2 separate regions of the Homo sapiens genome follow, and region 1 is linked to region 2. Evidence: read pairs that join two places in POLR2A ChIA-PET (ENCODE). Cell type or tissue: GM12878. All regions are shown on one strand. Each heading gives the region's core, and the rest is flanking DNA. Links, peaks and the distances in the headings are about the cores only.

The links. ChIA-PET counts read pairs that join two places held together with the same protein. Peaks named below come from ENCODE experiments on the same cell type or tissue, not always from the same donor. Only the 100,000 strongest peaks of a DNase experiment are listed, where the experiment ranks them.
Region 1: POLR2A ChIA-PET joins it to region 2 with 5 read pairs; 2 of 35 experiments call an interaction of 5 or more read pairs at or near these places.

What each region holds. Positions count from the first base shown.
Region 1 is chr1:217,492,008-217,497,391 of GRCh38, forward strand. The region is part of intron 7 of GPATCH2 (G-patch domain containing 2); the gene reads right to left. Among named protein-coding and RNA genes, the nearest start is that of GPATCH2, 140 kb to the right of the region's middle. In GM12878, for the core only: no CTCF peak of the experiment used is centred there; DNase peaks (open chromatin) are centred at 2,964 and 3,404.
Region 2 is chr1:218,391,911-218,397,294 of GRCh38, forward strand. All of the region lies in intron 1 of TGFB2 (transforming growth factor beta 2), which reads left to right. Among named protein-coding and RNA genes, the nearest start is that of TGFB2-OT1, 48 kb to the right of the region's middle. In GM12878, for the core only: no CTCF peak of the experiment used is centred there; no DNase peak of the experiment used is centred there.

The DNA of each region.
Region 1 (5,384 bases), core at 69-5,068, 900 kb before region 2:
AGCAATCGAGTTCTTCCTGGACAGCTAAACTGCCCTCTTAGTCAGTTAAGATGTAGCCTGGAGATGGAAGCCTAGAACTCAGTTCTTTTTTTGGTTCACTGCAGTAGCCCTGGTTGAAGTAATGCAACCTCTCTTGTCAACGGCCTTCACTGTTGCATTCAGCTGTGAATTTTTTAAGGCTTTGTTACCTATGCTGACATAAAGAGCTAATATTATTTTCTCTGTACCTACTGGCCTAACATGGTAAAGAAACACGCTTAAAACATTCTTCTTCAAAGAAATTATTGGCTTGGAAATATATAATTAGAAAAAAACATATTTGATTGCCTCCTCAAAATGCCTTACCATCCACTTCCCTTTACACTTGCTTTACCCTAACTAATTGGAAAGAAAAAAACAAATAGTCAATATTCTTCACTATGTGCTCACTCAAACTCTAGCTTATCTTATTTATGCAGAAAATATGATTATATGCAAGACTGGGCTAAAACGAAGTTGTACAGAATATTAGCAATTAACCCCAACAAAAATAAAAGTCTTGGAAATAATAATACAGGATAGAGCTGGGTTCTAATCCCAGCTGGGCCAGTAACTAAAAAGTCACTAGGTTCCAATAATAGCTTTACCATTTACAACCTGTGTAACTTTAGGCAAAGTACTTAACTTCTCTAAGCCTTGGTCTCCACCTGTAAAATGGAAATAACAATAATATCTACCTGTAAAGCTACTGTGAGTATTAAGTAATATAAACCATTTAAAATATTCAGTGCTATAAAACTGGAACATAGGAAATGCTGAGAAATAATATGGCTTAAATGCTATGATTATAATTATGATGAAAATTAATGGGACTAGCTCTCAGTAGGTATTATCTGACCAGTATCAATAATTTCTAATGACGAATAACTGCTTTGAACTGTTCAATTACATCACTTAGAATCAATTATTAGTTTACTTAGCTGTCCTTGAGAAGGAATAGACCTTCCTTAGATGATCAAGAATATGGTTAGGCTCATTCTTTCAGGAACGTCTGAACTAAATAAGTATTCTTAAATTTTCTCTTAAATATCTACTTCTTTTCATCCCCCTTGCAACCATCCCAGTTTAGACCACCATTTTCTCTGTCCTGGAAAAGTCTCCCAAATGATCTCCCTGCTTCCAGGCCTGCTTCCTTCTAATCTACTCTCCACACTGCAGACACTATGAGCTTTCTAAAATTAATCTAATTATATGACTCTATGGAGATCAAACTCAAAATCTTGTACAAGGCTTTCATGACCCTTCATAATTTGATTACATCTCTAAATTCATAATTTATTATGCTTCCTCCTACCCCAACCTAACCTTCTTTCTTCTAAATTATATATCCTAGCCATAGTGAAGTTCTTAGTTTGGGGTATGTACCATGCTGTTGCTCATCTCTGGCCCTTTGCTTGGGTTATGCAATTTGCCTATATCTTCAGGGTTCATGCACTGTGTCTGGAGCATTTTAGTGCTCAGCAAATATTTGCTGAATGAATGGATGAATGAAATAAAGGAACAGGAAGTGAGATCTGGTATCTGATATGTAGCTGAAGCCATATCTCATTATTACTACTTATAGAAAAGAGCAACCAGTTATCTTAAATCCATTAATCTGAAAGTGTTTCAATTTAGAAACACTTCGTACCATGAACACTAAATTGTTTCTGAAAATAAAGAAAATTAATTACTTTGGCATTTCTAAGTCTAGTGCCTTTTAAAAAATATATATACAAACCAACATTTGTGACACAGATAGCTAGAAGTAAGATGATGAAATCTCTACCTCTACATTAAATTAATAATAATAGTTAATAGTTAATTATGTTTTCTAATTCTAAGATAAAAGACAGATACTTGAACACTATTCCTGAGGCTTGTGTTACAACAGTTCAAACAAAGAACTCAAAATCCCAAACCAAATGTTATGGAAAAAAAAATAAAAAATTTATAGTTTAGTTTTGAAAAATGCAATTATAAGGACCAAAATAAACATTAGGTTGTATCTACTAGGTTTCGATAGTTCTCAGAGAGGCCACCAATCTGGATGAATTTAAATGAGATAGCACCCTCTCTGAACGTTGATGTTATAGCTCCTTTTATTAGATTTATATTATAATGTGTTTTCTTCCTCAAATGTATAGTTTTGATGGGCTTTGTACATAAAAACAAGTCAAACAATGGCATTACTTAATGCAATGCATCTATATGTATAAAACCCATCACAAACTTATCTCACCTTATCAGTACAATTATACATCTGGGGATACCACTGCAACTTCAAAAGGAAGCTCAGATAAAACTACAGAGATCTCTGGGTCATGAATCACAAGTTAATATGTGAGCTTAGATCTTTTATGGGGCAAAGATGAAAAAATTAATCTAAGGTGTTACTTGAACAACATGTATTTGCATTTAGAAGGCTCCTGGCCAGGTGCAGTGGCTCACGCCTGTAATCCCAGCACTTTGGGAGGCCATGGCGGGCGGATCACCTGAAGTCGGGAGTTCGAAACCAGCCTGGCCAACATAGCGAAACCTTGTCTCTACTAAAAATAGAAAAATTAGCCGGGCATGGTGGCAGGCGCCTGTAATTAATCCCAGCTACTCAGGGAGGCTGAGGCATGAGAATCGTTTGAACTCGGGAGACGGAGGTTGCAGTGAGCCGAGATTGCGCCACTGCACTCCAGCCTGGATGAAAAAGTGAGACTCTGTCTCAAAAAAAAAAGAAGACTCCCAACATATTTTTTTTTAAAGTCAGATTATGAATTCAAAACAAACAAGAATCCTTGATCCCTGCTCTAATAAGCAAGAGCAGCTCAAAAGACTCTGAAAATTTTTTCATTCTTCTTCTTGATACATTTTTTTTTTTCTGTTCCCTTGGACTCCTATCAGTGTCACAAGTGAGGTTGCTTTCTGGATTCTGACTCAATAATGTCAACTCTGATCAAAAACAGAACTTGTGAATATGGTGCGAAGTGCTTCTTACCTTCCAACTTTCAGATTGCTGGACTTAGGCCAAACGAAGATACAATCCCCTTATTAGTGACCTGCAGATGTATATTAAAAAATAACTCATATAAGAATTACATTAAAATCTGTAAGTAAAAAACCTAGGTACAATTGGAAAAACTGCTGAATTAAACCAGGAAGAAAAGTATACCTTGTGGATAATGGTTTTTACATTTAAAGAAAAGGAACTAAGAGTTTCTGTGGCTATTCATGACATTTTTCAAGATTATTAAAAGTCTCACATCCCAAGAGGAAAGGCAAAGAGCAGAATTCTCATTCCCCACCAATCCTCTCTTTACTACCTGATTATACATAAGGCACTCAAGCTCAGGAGTGCTTCTATTGGCAGCCACTGTTCAGGTAATTCCTCAAATGTCTGCAAAATAATTTCAAGTCTCTTCACACTCAACAGTGTCCTCAAAATTAAAAGGGGAACTAAGTAAAAACTAAACTATGATCTGACTCACTAAGATACTTCTTGTAAACTCAGTCAAAATGTCTCAAGGAAGAAAAGCTTCAGAATTAAAGAAGACAAAACAAAAAATGATGCTTCCTATAGTTGCCTCTCCCTCTTTCCTTCCACCCCTGAACTAACTTTCACATTTCTCTTTCGTGGCCTTCATAGTGCCTTCTCTATGGTTTTCTGAAACATTTACCAACATAGTATAATTACTGCTTACCTGCTCCAGACTATAACCACCTCAGGGGAAAAACTATGTTGTTTTTTACAAATAACTCTTTTAATAAAAATAGAGAGTCCTCAATAGATAGTGGCTGGTGAGTAAGTTATTTAACAAATGTATAGTAAAGGCACGATCACTATGTATAGTAAATTGAAATGGGACTTAGCACTGAAGAATAGCAAGAAAGAAGAATCAATAAGATGGAGAAAGGAGTGAGAGATGGGATTTTAAAAGTAGGGTTAATATTATTGTTTCTTTGTGTTAAGTTGGTATGAGAAAAGCATAAGGTAATCATGCATGCTAATTAGTCATTCCTTCAACAATAAACTAAAAGATTTTATACTTCATGGTCTTGCATTTCACCACTTGCACCTGACTTTAGACAACAGTTTAGTCTGCTATACAGTTAGGTCTGAGTTGAACTAAGAAATTATTATCCCTTATGTAAGTAGAATGTATTGTACATATACATACATGTACAATTCATTGTCATTATTCAGATTCCATACACCTACTTGCTAACATTTATTTGTAACACAAAAACCAATACTTCCCCTGCTTTTGCAGTCATTTGCAGACATGTGTAGCCAGAGTGGTAAAAATCTGAGTAGCCTCTAACACGTTTCCAGCTGAGCTCCAGCCAGGTGACACGGCCTTGTTTCAAGCTCTCATAGTATAAACAAGTGTATTTCTTGCAGTCTGTTTAATGCTATGAGTTTTTTGGGTTTTTTGTTTGTTTGTTTGTTTGTTTTGCATAATTGTGCTTCTGTTGGTGACTTCGCTATTTAAAATGGCCCCAAGCATAGTGCTAAAGTGCTGTCTAGTGTTCCTAACTGCAAGAAGACAGTGATGGGTCTTAAAGAGAAAATATGTGCTTTAGATAAGCTTCATTCAGGCATGAGTTATAATGCTGTTGGCCCTGAGTTCGATGTTAATGAATCAACAACAGACATTAAATAAGGTATCTTTAAACAGAATCACACACAAAACAAGGTTATGTATTGATCAGTTGATGAAGATGAGACCTGGGGCTCAAAGAAACCTAACCCTGTATTTCCCCTACAAGCAATGGTTCAGTATTCATTGATTCAGTGTTTGAGTTGACTACATAGAACATAACTACCATATGTAACAAGAATTAACTGGATTTATTAATTAATAATCTACCTAGTAAGGATACAGATCTGAAATGGCACATCAAAGTTTAAGTAAAAGCTGACTCAAAAATTGGTCAAAAAGATTTAAAAAGATAAAAAAAAATTGGTCAATTTCTTCCCTATAAGGTATTAGCTATTAAAGGTAATTTTTAATTTCAGAATAAAGCTTGGCTGGAAGCAACCAGGTATACCATAGTCTAAAACCTAGATTTATAACATTGCTTTAGTACTTCTCAAGTTCTAAAGGGTAGAAAATGAGCTTTATAAAATTGTATTTTCAGATAAAATATATCCTGATGCAACTTAATACTAAAAGCGGAATATTATTGTAAGCATTGTACATAGAGGGATAAGAACCATTTAGGAAAGCAGAAAGTCTAATTTTTGTATTGTAAATAATAAGAGGAACACATCATAGATGTAGCTTAGCTTAGTTCATTCTGAATTCATAGAAATAGTGGCACATAGTCCATTATTAATGTGAGAAGTATCTTTAAAATGTAACTCACTCTCA
Region 2 (5,384 bases), core at 286-5,285:
AATGGTTCAGGTTTAAGATTGGGGCAAAGTAGAGAACAACTAGAACAAGTGAATGGCTTTCATGACAAAATGTGAAAGGAAAGATGGGATGTTTGCTTACAGAAGAAAAGAGATGAAGAAGAGAAGATGCAAAAACTGGCTTCAAAAACTGGCTTGATCGGCCAGGCACGGTGGCTCACGCCTGTAATCCCAGCACTTTGGGAGGCCAAGGTGGGCGGATCACAAGGTCAAGAGATCGAGACCATCCTGGCCAATACGTGAAACCCCATCTCTACTAAAAAAATAAGAATAAAATAGCCGGGTATGGTGGCGGGTGCCTGCAGTCCCAGCTACTCAGGAGGCTGAGGCAGGAGAATGGTGTGAACCCAGGAGGCGGAGCTTGCAGTGAGCCGAGATCATGCCACTGCACTCCAGCCTGGACGACAGAGCAAGACTCCGTCTCAAAACAAACAAACAAACAAACAAACAAAAAACTGGCTTGATCTAAGTAGGATCGAGTGGAAAGGGAATAGATCATCTTATGTGGCTGAACTAGACCCACTTATGTGGTGTAGCTCTTGTAGAAAGCAGCTGTCAGCCTGAGGTAGGGAAGAACTCTTGTACTGTTGGAACAATGGTCAGAGGCTGAAGTGGGCCACCTGTCTGGGTTCTAAGTTCTCTGTCACTGAAGGGTTCTGAGAGAAACTGTCTTGTCTTGTCTTGTAAAGAAAATTGCAGTAAGAAGAGTTTGATGCTTATAAGAGAGAGCACCTAGTAGGTGCCAGGCAACCCCTTTGTGTGCTATCATTTCTAATTTCAATAAAGACTTGCAGAGAAATTGAACATCAGCTGTCTTTGCTTTTTACTTCTCTAAAACTGGATAATCCAGACCATGTATTCCTCTTCGTATTTATTCACTCTCAAGCCATTAATTTAATGTGCTAGTAATAACAGCCCATGCCACTTGGTTAAGTTGGTAAACAGCTTGCAATCCTAGCAGGGTGTGCCCCGCCACTTATTAGCTTAAGCTTTAGGGCAGAGCAACAAATCAGCACAGTGCCTCAAAGTAATTAGGCAATTCCCTTACAGAAAAATTAGCCCACAAGCAAGAAGCTTACAGAAAACACAAAGAAAATCTCACAGTACAAGACATGCATTGGCCATTACATGCATCACTGCTATAATTTTGAAAAGATTAGAGAAAGATTTTCGGCTAATAATGACCCGCTACACCCATTAAGCATGTCAAAAGTCCATACTAGTCATTACAGAGCTGCAGGGGAAAGTGCATTCGTTTCTGGAAAGGGGAATGTTGGCGTTTATTTGTTGTGGGATAAGAGTGCTTTCTTTGCAGGGATGAGCAAGAATGTCCAATGCTGAGCAAGGATGTCCAGGGCTGTGTGGTTTAAGTCCTATTTTGCCAATGCTTGGTGTCATCCTGCAAAGATTTTACCCTTCAGTTTCTTAATCTGTAAAAGAGATCAAAATAAAATGTGCTTCTAATCTATTAAAAGGTTAAGGATGAGATCCTAAATTTCCAAGTTTAATTCATTAAAGGAATCAACACAGGCCGGCTTCCTTCTACTGATCTTGTTTGAAGCCTTTACTGCATTCTAGAATGGTATATGGTTATCTGTGTCATGGGCTCACTGGCCTCATTAAAAGCCATGAAAGAACCAAAAAGATGACTATTTTGCTCCCTGGATATCACAGCAAACAAAAGCACAGATTGAAGGGAAGTGAGAAAAAGAGGAGAGAAAGAAAATGGAGCAAAGGAAGTAGAAAAGATAGGAAGGGAGAGAGAAAAAGAAAAAAATAAAGTTATCTGCTTTAAGGGATGAGATTATGGCAGAGAAGAGCTGCTTCAGTGGCCTGTTCCAGCTGTGAGGACCACCTGCCCCGATGAGGCCATTGGGAAGGGACATATCACATTCACGGTTTACCTGCCCACAAACGTGGGTGCAGCCATACTCTTCATGCTCATGGGCTCTGAGACTCCTCTACGTTAGGCATCGGCCTCTTTTTTTTTTTTTTTTAGACAGAGCCTTGCTCTGTCGCCCAGGCTGGAGTCCAGTGGCGCAATCTCGGCTCACTGCAAGCTCCACCTCCCGGGTTAACGCCATTCTCCTGCCTCAGCCTCCCGAGTAGCTGGGATTACAGGTGCCCACCACCATGCCTGGCTAATTTTTTTTTGTATTTTTAGTAGAGACGGGGTTTCACTGCGTTAGCCAGGATGGTCTCGATCTCCTGACCTCGTGATCCGCCCGCCTCGGCCTCCCAAAGTGCTTGGATTATAGGCGTAAGCCACCGCACCCGGCCGGCATTGGCCTCTTAACATCAACAGTTGGCCTGCCCTTTCAGCACCCAATGCTTTTACTGCTAACACCCAGTACACCCTACACAAACTGCCTGCACAACCCTGAGCCTGATGAGGAATGTAGAGGAACTGAAGTGAAATAGGTGTCTCCGTGTAGGTGGGGTTTTATGAGGATGATGGAAACTTTGGAATAGAAACTGGAAACCCCATGTCTGACACAGTTCAAGAAAACTAAACACCATGGGCCGGCACCACTGTTATTTTACTTTTTTTTTGCGCAGTGTAAGAAGGAGCCCAAACACTCATGCTGACAGTACGCACAGTCTCAAATAGCAGTTAGATGAAGGCCAAGTCACGTAAGCTGATGCCGACACAATTAGACTCACCATTGCCAACAGCTCGTCAAGTCTGATATCATCCCCCTCTCGGAGACTCTGTCTTTACATAGCAGATGCTCTGGTGCTGTGTTACATGTAATAGGTGGGATGGCCGGAGAGAAAATCAGAAACCACCGCTGATGCGCTGTTTATTTCTTAGTCATTTTATGTTAAATTGCTGTGACTTGAACGTCAGCAGTGTTTGGGATGTGGTAGTGAAATAAAATCCATATCCAGTGTGCCAAGACAAATTTCAGAAAACCCCAAAACACAATTGTCTTGGTTTCTTGCTGGCTGTGTCTGTGCACACACAAATAGTAGCTAGTTTATTGCCCTCCAACCACTCGGTGGGTTGCTTGTCTTGCCACACTCTGGGGAATGGCTAATGAACCCCAAACTACTTCCTTCAAAGCTGGGGATGTCAGGAATGAGGGGCCACTACACATTCATTAAGCATGTCAGAAGTCCACACCAGTCACTGCTGAGCTGCAGGAAAAGTGCAGTCATTTCTGGAAAGGGAAATGAGGGGGTTTGTTCTCTTCATTCTGTGGGCTTGTGAATAAGAGCCAGGGGATACCACTGAGAACAGCAGCACTAGGCACCAATGTATGGGGATCTGAAAGACCCTGGGCAATACTGGTATTAGTAAAGTGCTTCTCACTGGGAAACTTTCACACTGGGTGAGCCCCCAGGTCTCCACATCAGGTGCGTTCTCTTAGGGAGTATCCGTGAAAATACTATGGCCTTGCATTAAAGTTTTTCAAGCTTTACTTCAAGGTCAAACTTATCTCTAGTGGAGGAGGAGCTGCTGCCTTGTTATTTTATTTGTATTTTGTTGCCACCACGCTCCATTGCATGTGTTGGTGTTTCTGCCTGGCGTGGTAGTCATACCTTCAACTCAGGACTCCTTTGCACAGAAGGCAGGATATTATACTGAAAAGCTTTGGATTCAAAGGCTAGCCTCACTTCGACTTTAGCCCAAAGTTATTTTACTTTCCTCACTCTTGATTTATTTTCTTTTCTTTTTCTTTTTTTTTTTTTTTGTTGAGATGGAGTCTCGCTCTGTCGCCCAGGCTGGAGTGCAGTGGCGCAATCTCGGCTCACTGCAAGCTCTGCCTCCTGGGTTCACACCATTCTCCTGCCTCAGCCTCCAGAGTAGCTGGGACTACAGGCGTCTGCCACCACACCTGGCTAATTTTGTTTTGTATTTTTAGTAGAGACGGGATTTCACCATGTTAGCCAGGATGGTCTCGATCTCCTGACCTCGTGATCCACCCACCTCGGCCTCCCAAAGTGCTGGGATTACAGGTGTGAGCCACCGCGCCAGGCCTTGATTTCTTTATCTGTGAAATGGGGATTAAAAAATGGCCTTTGCAGTGATGAAGTTAGTAAAGGTATTATAAAATGAGAAGGGGACATAAAATAGAATTCTGAGCCTGCAGTGAAATCAGGTCATTCTTTTTGGAGTAGGAAAGGTAGGATGGACATTTTTCATTCCTCTCTAGCTAGTTCATGACGCTGAGTAACCAGAAGGGAAGCCTGGTCAAGTGCATTGTGGTTAGACCATCATAGTCTAGGGCAGAAGTTCTCAAACTTGAGTGTAAAAAAGAATTGCCTACTATTCACCCAGTAGATCTAATATGGAACCAAGTAACAAGCATATTAATAAGCCTATCAGGTGATTTTGATGCAGGGGGTGAGTAAACAAATATCTAACTAACATAGTGGAATTTAGGGAAGAAAAACAATTTTTGGAGGCTCCATCGGTGGAGAGCATGATGTAATGGCAGAACTGGAAGTGGGCTGCCAGGCCATCTAGCTCACCCTGCCACCATATTCAGGAAGCCCCACTGCATCTTTTGGGACAGACTGCGCCTTGTGAGTACACAGGTTCTTCCAGGGAGGCCAGTGAGGTGTGATCTCTCACAACCTTGAAAGAGAGTGAGTTGTTTGGTTTCTTTTTTTTTTTTAATCTTCTAAATTTTTAGAAAATTATTTTTATATTGAGTCAAACTGTGGCTCCTTGGCTATATAGAAAGTAAGTCCCTGAAATCTTTGAAATCCCTTGAGATTTGATATCCCTAAGTCTTCCCTTCTTCAGTCTGAGTACTACCAGTTTCTTTCAGTGAGGGGTGCTGATCCTGGCTGTACATTTAAAATCATCTGAGGAACTTAAAACTAAGTCCACCCCAGTCAATTAACTAGACTTTTAGGGACTTCAACCCAGGCATCAAGATTTTCAAGTTCCTCCGTTGATTAAAATGTGCAGTCAAGGCAGACTACTACTGCAAATCATAGAGGAATCCTATTTTTCCAGTTTAAGAGCTTTAGAACTCTTCCTCTTTTCTCTGTCTTACTCTTTTTTTCTAGGTATAAAGCCTGATCCAAAGTTTAGGTGCTTGAGCCAGGTGCAGTGGCTCACGCCTGTAATCCCAGCACTTTGGGAGGCGGAGGCAGTGGATCACCTGAGGTCAGGAGTTTGAGACCAGCCTGGCCAACATGGTGAAATCCCGTCTCTACTAAAAATACAAAAAATTAGCCAGGCGTGGTGGCAGGCGCCTGTAATCCCAGCTACTCAGGAGGCTGAGACAGGTGAGTTGCGTGAACCCAAGAGGCGGAGGTTGCAGTGAGCTGAGATTGCGCCATTACACTCCAGCCTGGGCCACAGAGCAAGACTCCATCTAAAAAAAAAAAAAAAGGCCGGGCGCGGT